Linked DNA regions of Homo sapiens: region 2 is linked to region 1. A link is a loop called in an ENCODE intact Hi-C map of the cell type or tissue named here. Cell type or tissue: PC-9. All regions are shown on one strand. Links, peaks and the distances in the headings refer to the core of each region. The heading gives the core; the rest is flanking DNA.

Region 1 (8,321 bases), core at 270-8,269:
TCTAACAGGGTTCTTGTAAGGATTCAATGACACAGATAAAAGGCCTGTCCCTGTGCTGGCATACAGTAGGTACTCAATACGTGGAGCCGCTATTATGCTATTGTGATTTCTATTACCATTGCTTCCAGCTGGGCGCAGTGGCTCATGCCTGAAATCCCAGCACTTTAGGAGGCCGAGGTGGGTGTATTGCTTGAGCTCAGGAGTTCGAGATCACCCTGGGCAACATGGTGAAACCCATCTCTACCAAAAATACAAAAATTAGCTGGGCATGGTAGAGGGCACCTGTAATCCCAGCTACCCGGGAAGCTGAGGCAGGAGAATTACTGGAACCTGGGAGGCGGAGGCTTCAGTGAGCCAAGATCACACCACTGCACTCCAGGCTGGGTGACAAAGTGAGACCCTGTCTCAAAAAGACAAAACAAAACAATATTGCTTCTTTTTATTTTCACTTTACTACTCTCCCAACTTGAGGACTCAAGCAGAAAGCAATACCTAACACTCATTCACTGCTCATATGAAGTTGTAAATGTTGTTCACCAAATACTTCCAGCTGTCCCCTTCTAGAAAGAAGGATGGGCCCTTTGGGTGGGTGGGGCCGATGAGTCCTGAACTCCCTCCTGAGCTTCTCTTTTCTCTCTGGGGCAGTGGCCAGAAAAGTGCTGAGATGAAGAACGTCACCAGCCCTGGACTCTACGTGACCATAATGCTCACAGCTCCTGGTCCACCTACTGCAGACATGTAACAAGGGCAAGAAATAGACGCTTGCTGTTTTGTTGTTGTTGTTGCTTGAGATGGAGTCTCACTCTGTTGCCCAGGCTGGAATGCAATGGCACGATCTCGGCTCACTGCAACCTCTGCTCCTGGATTCAAGCAATTCTCCTGACTCAGCCTCCCGAGTAGCTGGAACTACAGGCGCCCGCCACCATGCCTGGCTAATTTTTTTGTGCATGTGTGTATTTTTAGTAGAGTCGGGGTTTCACCGTGTTAGCAAGGATGGTCTTGATCTCCTGACCTTATGATCTGCCCACCTCGGCCTCTCAAAGTGCTGAGATTACAGGCATGAGCCACCCCGCCCAGACTTTTTTTTTTTTTTTTTGAAACGGAGTCTTGCTCTGTCGCCCAGGCTGGAGTGCAGTGGCACGATCTCGGCTCACTGCAACCTCCGCCTCCTGGGTTCAAGCGATTCTCCTGCCTCAGCCTCCCTAGTAACTGAGATTGCAGGCGCGTGCCACCATGCCCAGATAATTTTTGTATTTTTATTTTTTTCCAAGACGGAGTCTTGCTCTGTCACCCAGGCTTGAGTGCAGTGGCCTGATCTCGGCTCACTGCAACCTCTGTCTCCTGGGTTCAAGCAATTCTCCTGCCTCAGCCGCCCGAGTAGCTGGGATTACAGGTGCCTGCCAACATACCTGGCTAATTTTTGTATTTTTAGTAGAGACGGAGTTTAACCCATGTTGGCCAGGCTGGTCTCAAACTGCTGACCTCGTGATCTGCCCACCTCTGCCTCCCAAAGTGCTGGGATTATAGGCGTGAGCCACTGTGCCCAGCTAATTTTTGTATTTTTATTAGAGATGGAGTTTTACCATATTGGCCAGGCTAGTCTCGAACTCCTGACCTCGTGATTTGCCCGCCTCCGCCTCCCAAAGTTCTGGGATTACAGGTGTGAGCCACCGGACCTGGCCGACCTTTGCTGTTTAAAGTCACTAATATTTGGGATTGCTAATTTTTTTTTTTTTTTTTTGAGATGGAGTCTTGCTCTGTCACACAGGCTGGAGTGTAGTGGCATGATCTTGGCTCACTGAAGCCCCCGCCTCCCGAGTTCCAGCGATTCTCCTGCCTCAGCTCCCCAGGTAGCTGGGACTACAGGCGAGCACCACTACTCGCGGCTAATTTTTGTATTTTTAGTACAGACAGGGTTTCACCATGTTGGCCAGGCTGGTCTCAAACTCCTGATCTCAGGTGATCCACCTGCCTCAGCCTCCCAAAGTGCTGGGATTACAGGCATGAGCCACTGGGCGCAGCCTAGGGTTGCTAATTATGGCAGCACCACCAGGCCCGTTCCAGCTGATATTCTCCATGTCAGACACTGTGAGAAGAATCTTATGAACATTTAATTTATTCCTCATATTGCTTCTCTGGGACAGAGACTACTATCATATAGCGTTACCTGTTTCACAGATAAAGAAATTGAGGCGGCCGGGCGCGGTGGCTCACGCCTGTAATCCCAGCACTTTGGGAGGCCGAGGCGGGTGGATCACGAGGTCAGGAGATCGAGACCATCCTGACTAACACAGTGAAACCCCGTCTCTACTAAAAATGCAAAAAAATTAGCCAGGCGTGGTGGCAGGCGCCTGTAGTCCCAGCTACTAGGGAGGCTGAGGCAGGAGAATGGCATGAACCTGGGAGTCAGAGCTTGCAGTGAGCGGAGATCATGCCACTGCACTCCAGCCTGGGCAACAAAGCAAGACTCCATCTCAAAAAAAAAAAAAAAAAGAAAAGAAATTGAGGCTCACAGAGTATGCAAATGGACCATGACCATTTCACTATAATTGGCCATATCAGTTAATTGTTGCTGCATAATAAACTAATCTAAATGGAATGACTTATAAAATGATAAGCCTCTATTACAGTTCAGGATCTGCAGGTTCGCCGTGTGGTTTTGCTGGCCAGGGTTGAGCTAGGTTGAACTCAACTGGACTTGGCTTTCTCAGGAGTCTGCTGTCAGCTGGCAGGCCTGATGGGGACAGGCTGGTCTAGGATGGCCTTGCTTGGGACACTCTCCTCCTCATGGTCTCTCATCCCCCTGCACTCTAACCCAGGCTCATATCACACCAAGGTCCGAGAGAGAGAATGTGGAAGTGGGCAAGACCTCTTGAGGGCCTGGCTTGGAAGCCACAAGTCCTCACTTCCATCACTTCGTATTGGTCCAAAAGAAGTGGAAAAATATGCCTCAACAATGGGAGAAATGAAGCATGGTGGCTATTTTTGACACGCACACAGTGGTTGGCTCAGGACTGGAACACAGACCCGTCACTTCACTATTATGTCATCCTGACCCTACTTCCAGCTCAAATTGCCAACAGGCACCTTGTTGAGGATGGAACTTGCACTTCTTCCCTTTCCAGCTCAGGCCCATAAACATTCTTCTGAGGATGAGTTACCCCACGGAGAGCTTCAGAGGCACAACTTTTTTACTTATTTATACCTATTTGCCTGGCCACCCATGCATTTATGAGATTCCTATTGCAGGAATTAAATTCACAGCACAGGCAGCTGGGGCACAGGCAAGACATCACAGAAAGGAAAGCAAGTACGAGGAGGCCTTGGATCACATGGCTTGGCAGGGGCCCAGTCCCCAAGGGCCCAGTCATGAGTATCATGGATCATTCCCATTTATAATGCTGTCCTCACGAAACCATCTCCGCAGAAATCGGTCGAAGAAGGCAGCAGCTGCAGCCCCAAGGACTGGGAAACCACAGAGGGTTCTTCGATGCGCATGGCGCCCCCTGGCGTCGTGCACTGAGCAGCACCTCCAGGACTGCGGGGACTGTATGAAGGGCATGATCCTGTGCCCCTTACCCCGCCCCATAGGCAGCCTCTGGGCTTGCAGGTGTGGACCTTGAACCAGTCACTCAGTGTTCTGGAGCCTCAGTTTTCTTGTCCACTAATCAGGATTATGATGCTACCTCTCATCCTGGCTCCGAGGAATCAATGAAATAAAAGGTTAGAGCCTGGTGGTGGCCACAGAGCATCTTTTCCTCCATCCAGAGGTCAGTAGCTCCACCTCCCCAATCAGAAACAGAAACATAGCCAGGTGCGGTGGCTCACGCCTGTAATCCCAGCACTTTGGGAGGCTGAGGCAGGAGGATCACAAGGTCAGGAGTTCGAGACCAGCCTGACCAACATGGTGAAACCCTGTCTCTACTAAAAATACAAAAATTAGCCAGGCATGGTGGTGGGAGCCTGTAATCCCAGCTACTTGAGAGGCTGAGGCAGGAGAATCGCTTGAACCCAGGAGGTGGAGGTTACAGTGAGCCGAGATCGTGCCACTGCACTCCAGCCTGGGCAACAGAGCAAGACTGTGTCTCCAAAAAAAAAAAAAAAAAGAGGAAGAAAGAAACAGAAATATGAATGCCAACCAATGTGGAACTCAGGGTCAACCCTCACCATTAGTCTCAGGGTGCTCACCTGGACAATATACTCTTGTATTGCTCAAGTAAAAATCACATAGAAACCCTGCAGGAGATAAAAGATTTCTTTGTTTTGTGTGTGTGTGTGTGTGTTGTGTGTGTGTGTGTGTGTGTGTGTTTGAGACAAAGTCCCTTTGTCACCCAGGCTACCCAGGCTGGAGTGCAGTGGCGTGATCTCAGCTCACTGCAACCTCCACCTCTCAGGTTCAAGCAATTCTCCTGCCTCAGCCTCGATCCACCTGCCTCGGCCTCCCAAAGTGCTAGGATTACAGGCATGAGCCACTGAGCCCAGCTGAGAAGATTTCTTTTCCTCACCCATCACTAGGTTCTTGGCTGAGCCACCTGTAACAAAAAACAAATTAAGAGAAAAGCATAGTGATGTGTTTAATATAAGTCCTACATGCCACGGGAGGCTTCAAAAATGAAAACCAAAAGAAACAGGGAAACTTCCCAGCTAGAGCAATCAGGCAAGAGAAAGAAAGAAAGAGCATCCAAATTGGAAAAGAAGAAGTCTAGCTCTGTTTGCCGATGATATAATCACCCACCTACAAAACCCTAAAGACTCCTCCAAAAGACTTCTAGATTTGTAAACTAATTCAGTAAAGTCTCAGGTTACAAAATAAATGTACACAAATCAATAGCACTGCTATACACCAACAACGACCAAGCTGAGAATCAACTCAAGAATTCTATCCCTTCTACAATAGCTGTAAAAACAAAGTAAAATACCTAACAAAATATTCTTTTTTTTTTTTTTAATAAAGATAGGGGTCTCACTATGTTGACCAGGCTGGTCTCGAACTCCTGGCCTCGAGTGATCCTCCCATCTCACCTCCGAAAGTGCTGGGATTACAGGCATGAGACACCATGCCTGGCCTCTTAGGATTATTCTTAACCAAGCATGTGAAAACTCTTTCTGGCTGGGCATGGTGGCTCACACCTGTAATTCCAGCACTTTGGGAGGCCAAGGCAAGTGGATCACTTGAGGTCAGGAGTTCAAGACCAGCCTGGCCAACATGGCGAGACTCTGTCTCTACTAAAAAAATTGAAAAATTAGCCAGGCGTGGTGGCACACGTCTGTAGTCCCAGCTACTCGGGAGGCTGAGGCACAAGAATCGTTTGAACCCAAGAGGTGGAGGTTGCAGTGAGCCGAGATTGTGCCACCACTGCCCTACAGCCTGGGTAACACAGCAAGACTCTGTCTCAAAAAAAAAAAAAAAAAAAGAAAGAAAGATCTAAGGAGATCTACAGAACACTGCTGAAATAAGTCATAGATGACACAAGCAAATGAAAATACATCCCATGCTCATGGATTAGAAGAATCAATATCATGTAAATGACCATACTTCCCAAAGTCATCCACCGATTCAATGCAATTCCTATCAAAATACCAACATCATTTTTCACACAATTAGAAAAAACAAGGGGCTGGGCATGGTGGCTCACGCCTGTAATGCCAGGACTTCGGGTGGCCGAGTTGGGTGGATCACGAGGTCAAGAGGTCAAGACCATCCTGGCCAACATGGTGAAACCCCGTCTCTACTAAAAATACAAAAAATTAGCCGGGCGTGGTGGCAGGCACCTGTAGTCCCAGCTACTCGGGAGGCTGAGGCAGGAGAATGGTGTGAACCCAGAAGGCGGAGCTTGCAGTGAGGGGTGATCACGCCACTGCACTCCAGCCTGGGTGACAGAGCGAGACTCCATCTCAAAAAAAAAACAAAAAACAAAAATTAACTGGGCATAGTGGCTCGTGCCTGTAGTCCCAGCTACTCAGGAGGCTGAGGCAGAAGAATCACTTGAACCCAGGAGGCGGAGGTTGAAGTGAGCTGAGATCACACCACTGCACTCCAGCCTGGCAACAGAGCAAGACTCCATCTCAAAAAAAAAAAAAAAAAAAAAAAAAATCCTAAAATTCATATTGAACCAAAAAAGACCCCAAATAGCCAAAGTAATCCTAAGCAAAAAGAACAAATCTGGAGGCATCACATTACCTGACTTTGAATTATACAAGGCTATAGTTATCAAAACATCATGATACTGGTATAAAAGCAGACACATAGGCCAACAGAACACAACAGAGAACCCAGAAATAAAGCCAAATACTTAAAACCAACTGATCTTCAACAAAGTATACAAAAACATAAATTGGGGAAAGGACACCCTATTTAATAAACGGTGCTAGGAAAACTGGCCACATGTAGAAGAATGAAACTGGGCCAGGTACAGTGGCTCACACCTGTAATCCTAGCACTTTGGGAGGCCGAAGTGGGTGGACCACCTGAGGTCAGGAGTTCGAAATTAGCCTGGCCAACATGGTGAAACCTCATCTCTACTAAAAATACAAAAATTAGACGGGCATGGTGGCAGGCGCTGTAATCCCAGCTACTGGGGAGGCTGAGGCAGGAGAATTGCTTGAATCCAGGAGGTGGAGGTTGCAGTGAGCCGAGATTGCACCACTGCACTCCAGCCTGGGTGACAAAGCGAGACGTCGTCTCAAAAAAAAAACAAAAAAAAGAAGAATGCAACTGGATTCCTATCTATCTCTCACCTCATACAAAAATCAACTCGAGATGGTCAAAGACTTAAATCTAAGGCCTGAAACAACAACAATTCTAGAAGACAACATTGGAAAAACTCTTCTGGGCATTGGCTTAGGCAAACAATTTATGACTAAGAACCCAAAAGCAAATACAACAAAAACAAAGATAAAAATGGGACCTAATTAAACTAAAAAGCTTCTGTACAGTGAAAGAAATAATCATCAAACAGACAACCCACAGAATGGCAGAAAATATTTACAAACTATGCACCCGACAAAGGACTAATATCCAGAATCTATAAGGAACTCAAACAAGTCAGCAAGAAAAAAACAAATAATCTCATCAAAAAGTGGGCAAAGGACATGAATAGATATTCCTCAAAAGAAAATATACAAACGGCCAACAAACAAATGAAAAAATGCTCAACATCACTAATCATCAGGGAAATGCAAATTAAAACCACAGTGAGATACTACCTCACCCCTGCAAGAATGGCCATTATTAAAAAGTCAAAAAACAATAGATATTGGCATGGATGTGGTAAAAAGGGAACACTTATACACTGCTGGTGAGAATGTAGATTCTCACCAACAGTGTATAATCTGTTGTACAGATTATACAGATTCCACAGAATGTACAACCTCTGTGGAAAAGAGTATGGAGCTTTCTTAAAGAACTAAATGCTGGGTCTGTCCTGCAGACCCTGGCTGATGGATGAAATGAGTACTCAGACACAGGTATGCAGTGTAAGAGCAACTAGGTGGCTGCCTGGCTCTCGTGGCCAGAGAGCAGTCCCAAGAAGCTGGAGCCGCTTGCTTTTATTCAGTGCAGGCACAATGCCAAAAACCTGGAGCCAACACAACCTGTAAGTAATTAACATTAATTGTTCCCCTTTCAGCAATCTCACACGTGTGTGAGGATGATCAAAGGTCAGTTGCTGGTCAACATAAGTAAACAAGCCTGTTTCAGATAAATTCCTCTACACTCCCTTCTACCTACTCCTTGCCCTCTGCCTGAGGGTTATAGAACAGTTGCCTTCAGCTATTCTCCCCCGGGGCTCTGCAGAACCTTCCGACCTTTCAGAAGATTTGCGTCCTTTCCCGGTAGTTTTTCCCACCTCTCTGACCGATCCCCCACAACTAAAAGTAGATCTACCATTCAATCCAGCAATCCCACTACTGGGTATCTATCCAGAGGGAAAGTAGTCATTAGGCTGGGTGCTGTGGCTCACACCTGTAATCCCAGCATTTTGGGAGGCCAAGGCAGGCATGCGGATCACCTAAGGTCAGGAGTTCAAGACCAGCCTGGCCAACGTGGTGAAACCCTGTCTCTACTACAAATACAAAAAAGCCTGTAATCCCAGTTACTCAGGAGGTTGAGACAGGAGAATTGCTTGACCCCAGGCGGCAGAAGTTGCAGTGAGCCAAGATTGTGCCACTTCACTCTACACGGAGCAAGACTCTTATCTCAAAAAAAAAAAAGATACCTATATGCATATATTTATTACAGCACACTTCACAATTGCAAAGATATGGAACCAACTTCAGTGCCCATTGACCAATAGGTGGATAAAGAAAATGTGGTACGTATA
Region 2 (8,321 bases), core at 205-8,204, 69 kb before region 1:
CTCCTGACAGAGAAGAGGGCCCACGGCTCCCCCACGCAGGGCAGCAAGATGCCCACAGCTCTTCTCAGCGCAAAGGGCCACCTGGTGGAGAGTCCGGGATGGGGAGAGAGGAGCTGCCTTCAAGAAAACACAGGCAGAGCTATAGCAGGAGGGGCGCAGGCAGAAGAGAAGGATGAGGTGTGTGGACAGGAACCCGGCCTTGGTATGAAGCCAGCCCAGACAACACTCATCCTCTGCTCTCCAGCAGCCCCACTCCGAAGCAGGCAGCCCTCTGCGCCTCCTGTGCTTACCTGTCAGGTGCAGGTGTAAATAAGATGACATTGGACAACACTGGTAGGTTTGTAATGAATGTCAGTTTCCTTCCCACGGTTCCTGCCAGTCCCTGAGGACCAACAGCATTTTCTCATTTTACAGACTGCTAAACTAAGTCCAAGACAAACGTATTCCACCGGAACACCAGGCCTGAGATCACAAAATTTGAAATGACAATAGCTGACACCTCCGAGCACTGTCTGCACCGGGCCCCATACTGAACATTTTAGTTTGCATCTCATTTGATTCCCATAGCAGATGAGGAAAATGAGGCTGACAGAGACTGAGGGGCATCCCCAAGGCCACACAGCTACGGAGCCCCTGGGAGCAAGAGGGCAGGACCCTCAGCCTGGTCCCAGGCCCAGGGTGGAAGGGGGAGTAGGGGAGTGGGTGGGTCAGGGAGCGTCCTCCCAGACCCTCCTCAACCCTGCAGGTGCCAGAGCTGCAGAATCTGGCAAGGGACCACACACCCCAGCTCCTCCCTCACCGACCTGATGGACACTCAAAGGGCTTCCCGAGGTGGGGGCGGCTCCAACTTCCTTTCCTCTTCACCAGGGAGGGGGAGGGGAGCTCTGAGAAGGGGGCCTGCCTCACTGGGGCAGGGGCCAAGTTTGGTCAATGGCTGGAGCCTCAGACAATGGAGACTCTGTCCTGAGCCCAGAGTCGGTGGCACCCACCCTCCCGCACTGACCTCCTAGGGAGCCCCTGGTGAGGATCTGCAGGCAGGAAGAGTGGGGAGCACTGGGGAGGGGGCCCTGGGAGTAGGTCTCTGTGGGAAGGAGCCGACCCTGAGGCCAGGCCAGAGGGGACCCCTGGGGGCTGTTGCCTGGGAAACCAGAGCCAGCCTGGAGAAGTGGCTGGACAGCGTGGGAGGGGGGCGGCCCCAGACTCTATCTCCAGCCCCCCTCCTCTACCTCCTCCTCCTGCTCTTCCTCCTTCCCTCCCAGCCCCCAGACACATTAACCCCTTTGTCCCCGGCGATCCAGCCCAGCAGAAGGAGTGAAGAAGCTGAAGTGCCGGAGGAAGCCACCTGCCATCAGCTGAACTGACCCCCCTCTTCTCCAGAGAACCCCAGACCCTCAGCCCCACATCAGGGGTGTCCCTGTGATGGGGCACCGTGGCTCCCACCTGGAAGCCAGAGAGGGGACAGCAGCTGGCATGACACATACTGTGTGCCATCAACTCGCCCATCAGAGCCTCAGCTTCCCCACCTACAACAGGGATGCCCGCCTCCCAGCTGCTGGGCGTCCTCGCTGCTGGGCCCTCGCCACTTAGCATGAGAGTGTGTTTAGGCTGCAGGCAGCCTGAGAGGTGGGTTTCCTCACCTCCTTTTTAGACACAGGGAAGCTGAGGCTCAGATGGGAAGGGACCTACCCAAAGCCCCCCAGGAGGATGAGGCAGGCAGGGAAAGGGAGGTCCATGTGCGTCCCTGCAACCCAGCAGGTGTACAGACGGAAGAATGGCAGGAAAGAGCTGGAGCTCACGGAGGGGCACTGCCAAGGGAAACAGTAGGATTTGGGGGCACACACAGGGGTGTCTACCACTCCCCAGGCATCAGGGTGGAGCCAAAGGGAGGGGCAGCGTTGCTCCTGCTACACCTCAGGGCTGAACTAAAGCCTCCAGGGGGCCAAGCTGAGGTACAACCTTTGGGGAATCTGTGACCCCAGTTCACCCTCCTCACCTCCAGGGGTCAGGCTCACCTCCTCCACCTTTCACAAAGTAAGCCACTCATCCTTCCCCACTCAGCCAACTTCTCACTGCGCACCTACTGCCTGCCAGGCCCCAGCTTGGCACTGGGGACAAAGAAACAAAAGAGAGTTCCGGGTTCCTGTCCTCAGGCAGCAGCCACAGGAGGCCAGCGGGTACATACCCAAGGCAGGGGAGGGCACAGTGCCCCACTTCCAGATCAGAGCCAGGGCAGGGGCTAGGGGATCAGGCGTGTTCTGATCCTGGCTCCACCACTGGCTTAGGCTTCTTAGACTCACTTAGCTTTGTAAGTAAAAGGGGGGAGTGTGCAAGGAGGTGAGGCTCTCTCCAGTTCAGATGAGGAAGAAGTAAGGTAATAAACTTGGCCCAGCCCTGGGCAGGAACTCACCTAAAGCACAACAGAGGGACAGCAGGAAGGGGCCCGCACCACGCTCTCCATCGGTCACAGGTGGGAGCTAACCCACAGCTAAACTCTCCATGCCTGCAGAGTTTTCTACCCTGATATTCCCACAAGGCCCCATGGAGCAGGGGGCTGAGGAGGGCGTCCCGGGCTCCCAAAATGGACCCAGTACAAGGCGTTCTCCTCTGCCGGTGCCCTGGTGGTCTCTCCCAGGCCGCACCCTCCCACATCGGGTGGACTGACCCCCGCAAGCAAAGAATTCGGGCTGGGTCAGGGAGATGGTTGCGCACAGCTGGATCTCAGAATTGCTGCCCATCCATGGCCCCTGCCTTTCTGAGCGGAATTACCTGCAGGGGTCCCCTGCCCATCCCATCACTGGTCCACAGGTCTGCAGATGGGCAACTGGAGGAGCCCCCCCAAACTGGCCTCTGAGCTGATGCCAGAAATGAGATGGGGTAAGGAGGGAAGGGAGGAGTCTTTTGCATGGTACAAGGACGTCTTTCTAGGGTAGAAGCCGAGGCCACCAAGAGACGCAGCTCCTCTCTACTGGATCCTTCCCAGCAAATAGAAATATGTGGCCAGACATGGTGGTTCATGCCTATAATCCCAGCACTTTGGGAGGCCAAGGCTGGTGGATCACTTGAGCTCAGAGGTCCAAGACCAGCCTGGTCAAGGTGGTGAAACCCTATCTCTACTAAAAATACAAAAATTAGCCGGGAGTGGTGACGGGCACCTGTAATCCCAGTTACTCGGGAGGCTGAGGCAGGAGAATCACTTGAACCCAGGAGGCAGAGGTTGCAGTGAGCCAAGATCGCACTACTGCACTCCAGCTGGGGTGACAGAACAAGACTCCATCTCAAAAAAGTCATAATAAATAAATGAATAAATACGCTGCATTACTGCTCATCTGATCCCATACCCTCTCCACCCACTACCCCATTTCTCTGCTCCCCTTTACAAGACTTCCCCGAGGAGTGCCCATGCTCCGTCTCCTGTCCCTGTCTCCTATTCTGTGCTGAGCTACCTATTCCCAACCAAGTGTGTGCCCACCGCTTTGCCAGCCAGCTCACGAGGTCACCTGCGGCCTCCACTACACCGGTTCTGATGGACCAGGATGGGGAGAGAGGAGCATCTCGGTCCCCATTCTGCCTGACCTGCCAGCTGCTCCCTTCTTTCACGTCTCGCTCCAGCTCCCCTTCCTCCGCTCCTCCTTCCTCCCTCCAGGTTGGCAGTTCCCAGGTTCAGGCTACACCGCGGCTCCTCCCTGGGCCACCTGGGTCACCTGGCTCACTTCGTGGGTCCTAAGCCATGGCCATAGTGATGCCTCCAGCCTGTCCTGCCCTTGAACTCCAGGCTCTGCCCCTCTGCCTGCTCTGTGTCTTCACTCAGTGATTGATCGGGCATCTCAGCCTTAACGTGCCCATACCCACCTCCTGATCACCATGCTGCCAGAACAAAGAACCCTGCTCCTCCCAGTCTTCCCATCCCGCTTGCTAGCACCATCCCACCAGCTGCTAAGGCCAAAACCTTGGAGTCATCCTTGACACCTCTGTCTCACACCCAGGGCCCACCCTTCAGCAAACCTGCTGGCTCTACCTTCAACATACGCCCAGAATCCGAGCGCATCTCACCCCCTCCACAGTACCACCATGGCCCAAACCACCATCATCTCTCACCTGGGCTATTCAAAACGCCTCCTGACCAGTCCCTCTGCTCTCACCTCTACCCCTGCCCTGACATGTTGTTCTCAGCACAGCGGCCAAGTTCATCCTCCGCTCAGAGCCTGGAATGTTTTCTCACCTCATTTAAGGAAGACCCAAGCCCTCATCTTGATCTCTGAGGCCCCACGTGTCAGAGCCCCCACAACCCCCCCGACTTCATGTCCTACCTCTCTCCACACAGCTCACTCTAGTCACCACCACCTTCCAGCTCCCTGAATGCCCCAAGCATGTTTCTGCCTCAGGGCCTTTGCACTTGCTGTTCCCACTGCCTGAAATGCTGTTCCCCCAGATACCCACACACTGCTGCCCTCACCTTCAGGGCTCTGCTCCAAGGTCGCTGTATCAGAGGCCTTCTCCTGACAGCCCACACACATGCCCTGACCCAGTGTCCCCATCCTCACAGGATTTAACACCTCTGGCAACTACAAATTTTAGTTATTTATCAGTTTCCTCCTATGAGAATGTGGACTCCATGAAGGCAGGACTGTGACCACTGTTCACCGCTCTTATCTGCACCCATGGCACAGGCCTGACACACAGGCGACCCAAGGCACAGTTGCCAAAGGAATGCAGAAATCCCTCGTCCCAAGTCGGGCCCCTGGGGAGGAGGCGGCCACAGCTGGGCCCCTCCCTTCTGAAACCAGCCTGCACCCAGGACAGCTCCTCCCCAGTAAGGTTCACAAACAGATTCACAGCCAAGTTGCAAAGGGGCAGTTCCCCAAAACCAGAGTGGAAAGAGGTCTGGGGCTGATGCCAGGAAATGGTCAGAAGGGGAGGAGTGGGACAGGGCCAGAGGAGGACTTGGACTATTTTTAAAAACTCTCTCCCAAAAAGACCACATTCTTCCTCTGATGAGTCAGAAGCATGTGGCCGGCAAAGGGGACAGGATCCGCGAGCCTCCGCGGCTGCCACCGTCACCAGGCAGGCACATACCCCAGCCTTTCCCACGGGGCAGGTGTGAGACCCTGGCGTCTATTCAGTTTCCCAGGGAAGGAGCAAGGCTGGGCACCGGTGTCCCAGGTTGGCAGGCCACAGAGAGCAAACCAGGCCTCCCTTTCAAAGCCCACAGGGTCCCATCTGGCTCCAAGCTCTTTCTTCAGGCCCAATCTCTGTCTGGCAGGGAGGGGCCTGTTCACTCTGTCCCACGAGGGAGCTCTGGGCAGGAAAGAAACAGCCTTTGCAAAGCTTAGAGCTAAAAACAGCTCAACCCACCCAACAACGGCAGGGCAAGCAGGCCAGCAGCATCTGAGGTCTCCTGAAATGCAAGCCCAGCATGGAGCCCCAGGACCCCCGGGGGCCCTCAGCCACACAGCCCAGGATAGCTCTGGCTGAATTCAGAGCAGCCAGCACTTATGATTCAAACCACACCCCTCAGTGATGTGCTGTCCTCCCCAGATAAGGGTGTGAGTGCAGTTCCAGCTGTTCTGGGGCACCTCTGGCGGGAGTTGGCTCTGAGCACTGCTCCAGGCCAGGGGATGCCTGGTGCCTCCCCTAATCCTCCCACCAGTTCCTCCAGGGGCAGAGCCAACCCACGAATGGCAGGTACCTGACCCTGTTTTACAGAGGAGGAAACTGAGGCTCAGAGAGGGAGAGAGATTTGTTCAAAGCCAAGAATCTGATCAAAGGTGGATCCATGATTAGACCCAAGGTCTTTCAGCTGTGACTGGAAAGATCCATCAGGATCAGGCCAATGGGTCCATCCCACTCCCTTGCAATTAACTTCACAATCTGAGAAGATGCGGACTGGGGCTGTGGGAAGGGGACAGGGAAGACTGGGCTGGAGGTGTTGGGGGAGGGAGAGCAGGGAGGGATGGCTTCAATCATTAAAAGGATTTGCCCTGAGTCCTGTTGTCCTGAGTTGAAGTCAAATCCGGGACCAGGATCCCCCAAGAGAACTGTTCCCAAACACCCGTCCTCTTTCCCTATCAGCTTTAACAAGAGCTGAACTGCTGCTGACCAACCCTGTGGTGCGACTTACGAGGAACCAGACAATGCGGATGCCGCCCACAGCCTGGTCCTAAACTCCCCCTAGTATTCCTTCTGCCTTGGCATGGAAGCCACACTGGGTGTAATGAGCTTCAAGCACCCCCCGACATCCTGCAGGCAGAGACACCACTGCTTGCCCAGTGAAAAATGGGACCACTCTACTCCAGGTCATTTCTGCTCTGAAGCAATCTCTGGTCCTGCCAGTGTGCCCCCCAGGTTCCCCTTTTTGCCATGTCACCATCATGCCCTGGGTAGGGATTTTTAGGAGACTGAGCTCTGTGCTCGATCCCAGCTGAGGCCAGCTGTGACACAGATGCCATCCACTGCTCCGATCCCTGGTTTCCTCTTCCATACAATGACAACTATAAGAATCACCATGCACAGGGCTGTTCTAATGATTAAATGAGATAATAATTCTCAGAAAGTGCTTCACTGAGAGCCTGGAACACAGTAAGTGCTCAATAAATGTTTGTTGAATGAATAAATGACTGCCTCCTGCTAAATGAACAGCAGCACCGGCCTACAAGAAGGGGTGGTGTCCCAGGCTAGAGCTGAAGGGTCCCAGAGCTCCCCGTCACTGCCCTCCAGGAAGGCACTGCCTGCCTGGATGGTGAAGGCAAGGCTTAGGAGGCAGCCCCTCTAGCAGCATCTGACCATGCAGTACCTGCCCTCACTGAAGTGCTACAGGAAGCCATCAGCTTGGCCCAGTGCTGAGCACCCAAAAGCCTGCACCCAGCCCCTTCCTCTTTTAAAGTCAAGATTCCAGGGAAGAGGGTCAAGGACAGGAAGGGGGAGGATCCAAAAATGAGACAGCAAGGCCAGAGTTGCCTTAGTTGGTGCGAAATGCAGCAATGACCAAGCTCTGTGCATGGTGCCAAAGAGACATTCCAATTCCCTGCATCCGCATAGTCAGCACAGGGCCAGCTTGGAGCCATCTGCAGACATGGACCCTTCAAGCAAAGCACGCCGGCTGGAGAATCAGCCCCGGGAACTCAGGTTCCACTTCCTGACTGGATCTCAAAAAATATTCTGCTAGGCTGGTCACAGTGGTTCACGCCTGTAATCCCAGCACTTTGGGAGGCCAAGACAGGTGGATCACTTGAGGTCAGGAGTTTGAGACCAGTCTGACCAACATGGTAAAACCCTGTCTCTACTAAAAATACAAAAAAGGAGCTGGGCATGGTGGCACATGCCTGTAATCCCAGCTACTCAAGAGGCTGAAGCAGGAGCATCGCTTGAACCTGGGAGGCGAAGATTACAGTGAGCCGAGATCGCGCCATTGTACTCCAGCCTGGGCGACAGAGTGAGACTACATCTCAAAAAAAAAATTCTGCTCAATTTAGGGACAGCAAACCCCTCCAGGCAGCAAACCTTCAATGATCCACCAGCATGTCCCCAATGTCACTTGACACAGGAGCATCCCAAGTAACCAGCAGAAAGAGGCCAGTGGCCTGGGAAGGTGGGATCAAGGGCTCGCTTCTTGCAGACTGCCAGCAAGCATAACAGGTGCCCAAAAATGCTAGCTGGAGGGGCGGATGCACGGATGGCCACCTGGACACTGCCTGCCAACACTGAGCCTTTGCCAGGTCTATCCAAGGTCGTCCTGTGGCCCAGTTCTTTGTCAGAGGACAGGGACACGGGGACACCATCTGCTTCCAGATCAGGGTGCAAAGCAGGAAGAGAGTGATGGCAGTCACATCTTCCACACGTGCTTTGTCAGAGCCAAGGTCTCCAGACCCCGCTCCCTCACTCTGGGGACTTTTAAGTTCAACGGCATTCGAGAGGGTGACAGAAAAGCCAGTCTGCATCCCTTGGCATCCCTCTGCCATCCAACAACCCCCCCTTGCTCATTCAGCAAATCTTTATTGTGCCCCAGGAAGCACTCGAGGTTATGGGGTTTGCTGATGAGCACTTGGTCCCCTGGTCATAGGTGCTGTGAGGTGAAGGAGAATACCGGGGCTGAACTGAGATTCAAGAGGACAGTTGAACATCTGGACTCAACTCTCCCAGGTCTGATACTGGCCCTGCATACTCCATGTGGCCATGTGATGACCGGCCCAACACTGCATCCACACAGAACAGGGCACATGAACACCTGGCAATGATCCAGTTCATTCCGCCAGGGGCCCTGCTTCTCTGTGGCCTGGGCAAGGTGCACAGCCTCCAAGGGCCCCTCCACATCCCAGAAGATGTTT

The links. Hi-C counts contacts between places; a loop is a spot of excess contacts. Peaks named below come from ENCODE experiments on the same cell type or tissue, not always from the same donor. Only the 100,000 strongest peaks of a DNase experiment are listed, where the experiment ranks them.
Region 2: it touches region 1 in a loop (4-fold over the local background); 10 of 110 quality-filtered maps call a loop at or near these places.

What each region holds. Positions count from the first base shown.
Region 1 is chr1:17,497,682-17,506,002 of GRCh38, reverse strand. No RefSeq gene overlaps it. Among named protein-coding and RNA genes, the nearest start is that of ARHGEF10L, 38 kb to the left of the region's middle. In PC-9, for the core only: a CTCF peak has its summit at 3,501 (motif pointing left); a DNase peak (open chromatin) is centred at 3,522.
Region 2 is chr1:17,566,508-17,574,828 of GRCh38, reverse strand. All of the region lies in intron 1 of ARHGEF10L (Rho guanine nucleotide exchange factor 10 like), which reads right to left. Among named protein-coding and RNA genes, the nearest start is that of ARHGEF10L, 31 kb to the right of the region's middle. RefSeq lists enhancers at 3,791-4,307, 4,824-5,340, 5,341-5,635, 5,857-6,373. In PC-9, for the core only: a CTCF peak has its summit at 1,876; a DNase peak (open chromatin) is centred at 5,008; H3K4me3 peaks cover 640 bases; H3K27ac peaks cover 3,286 bases.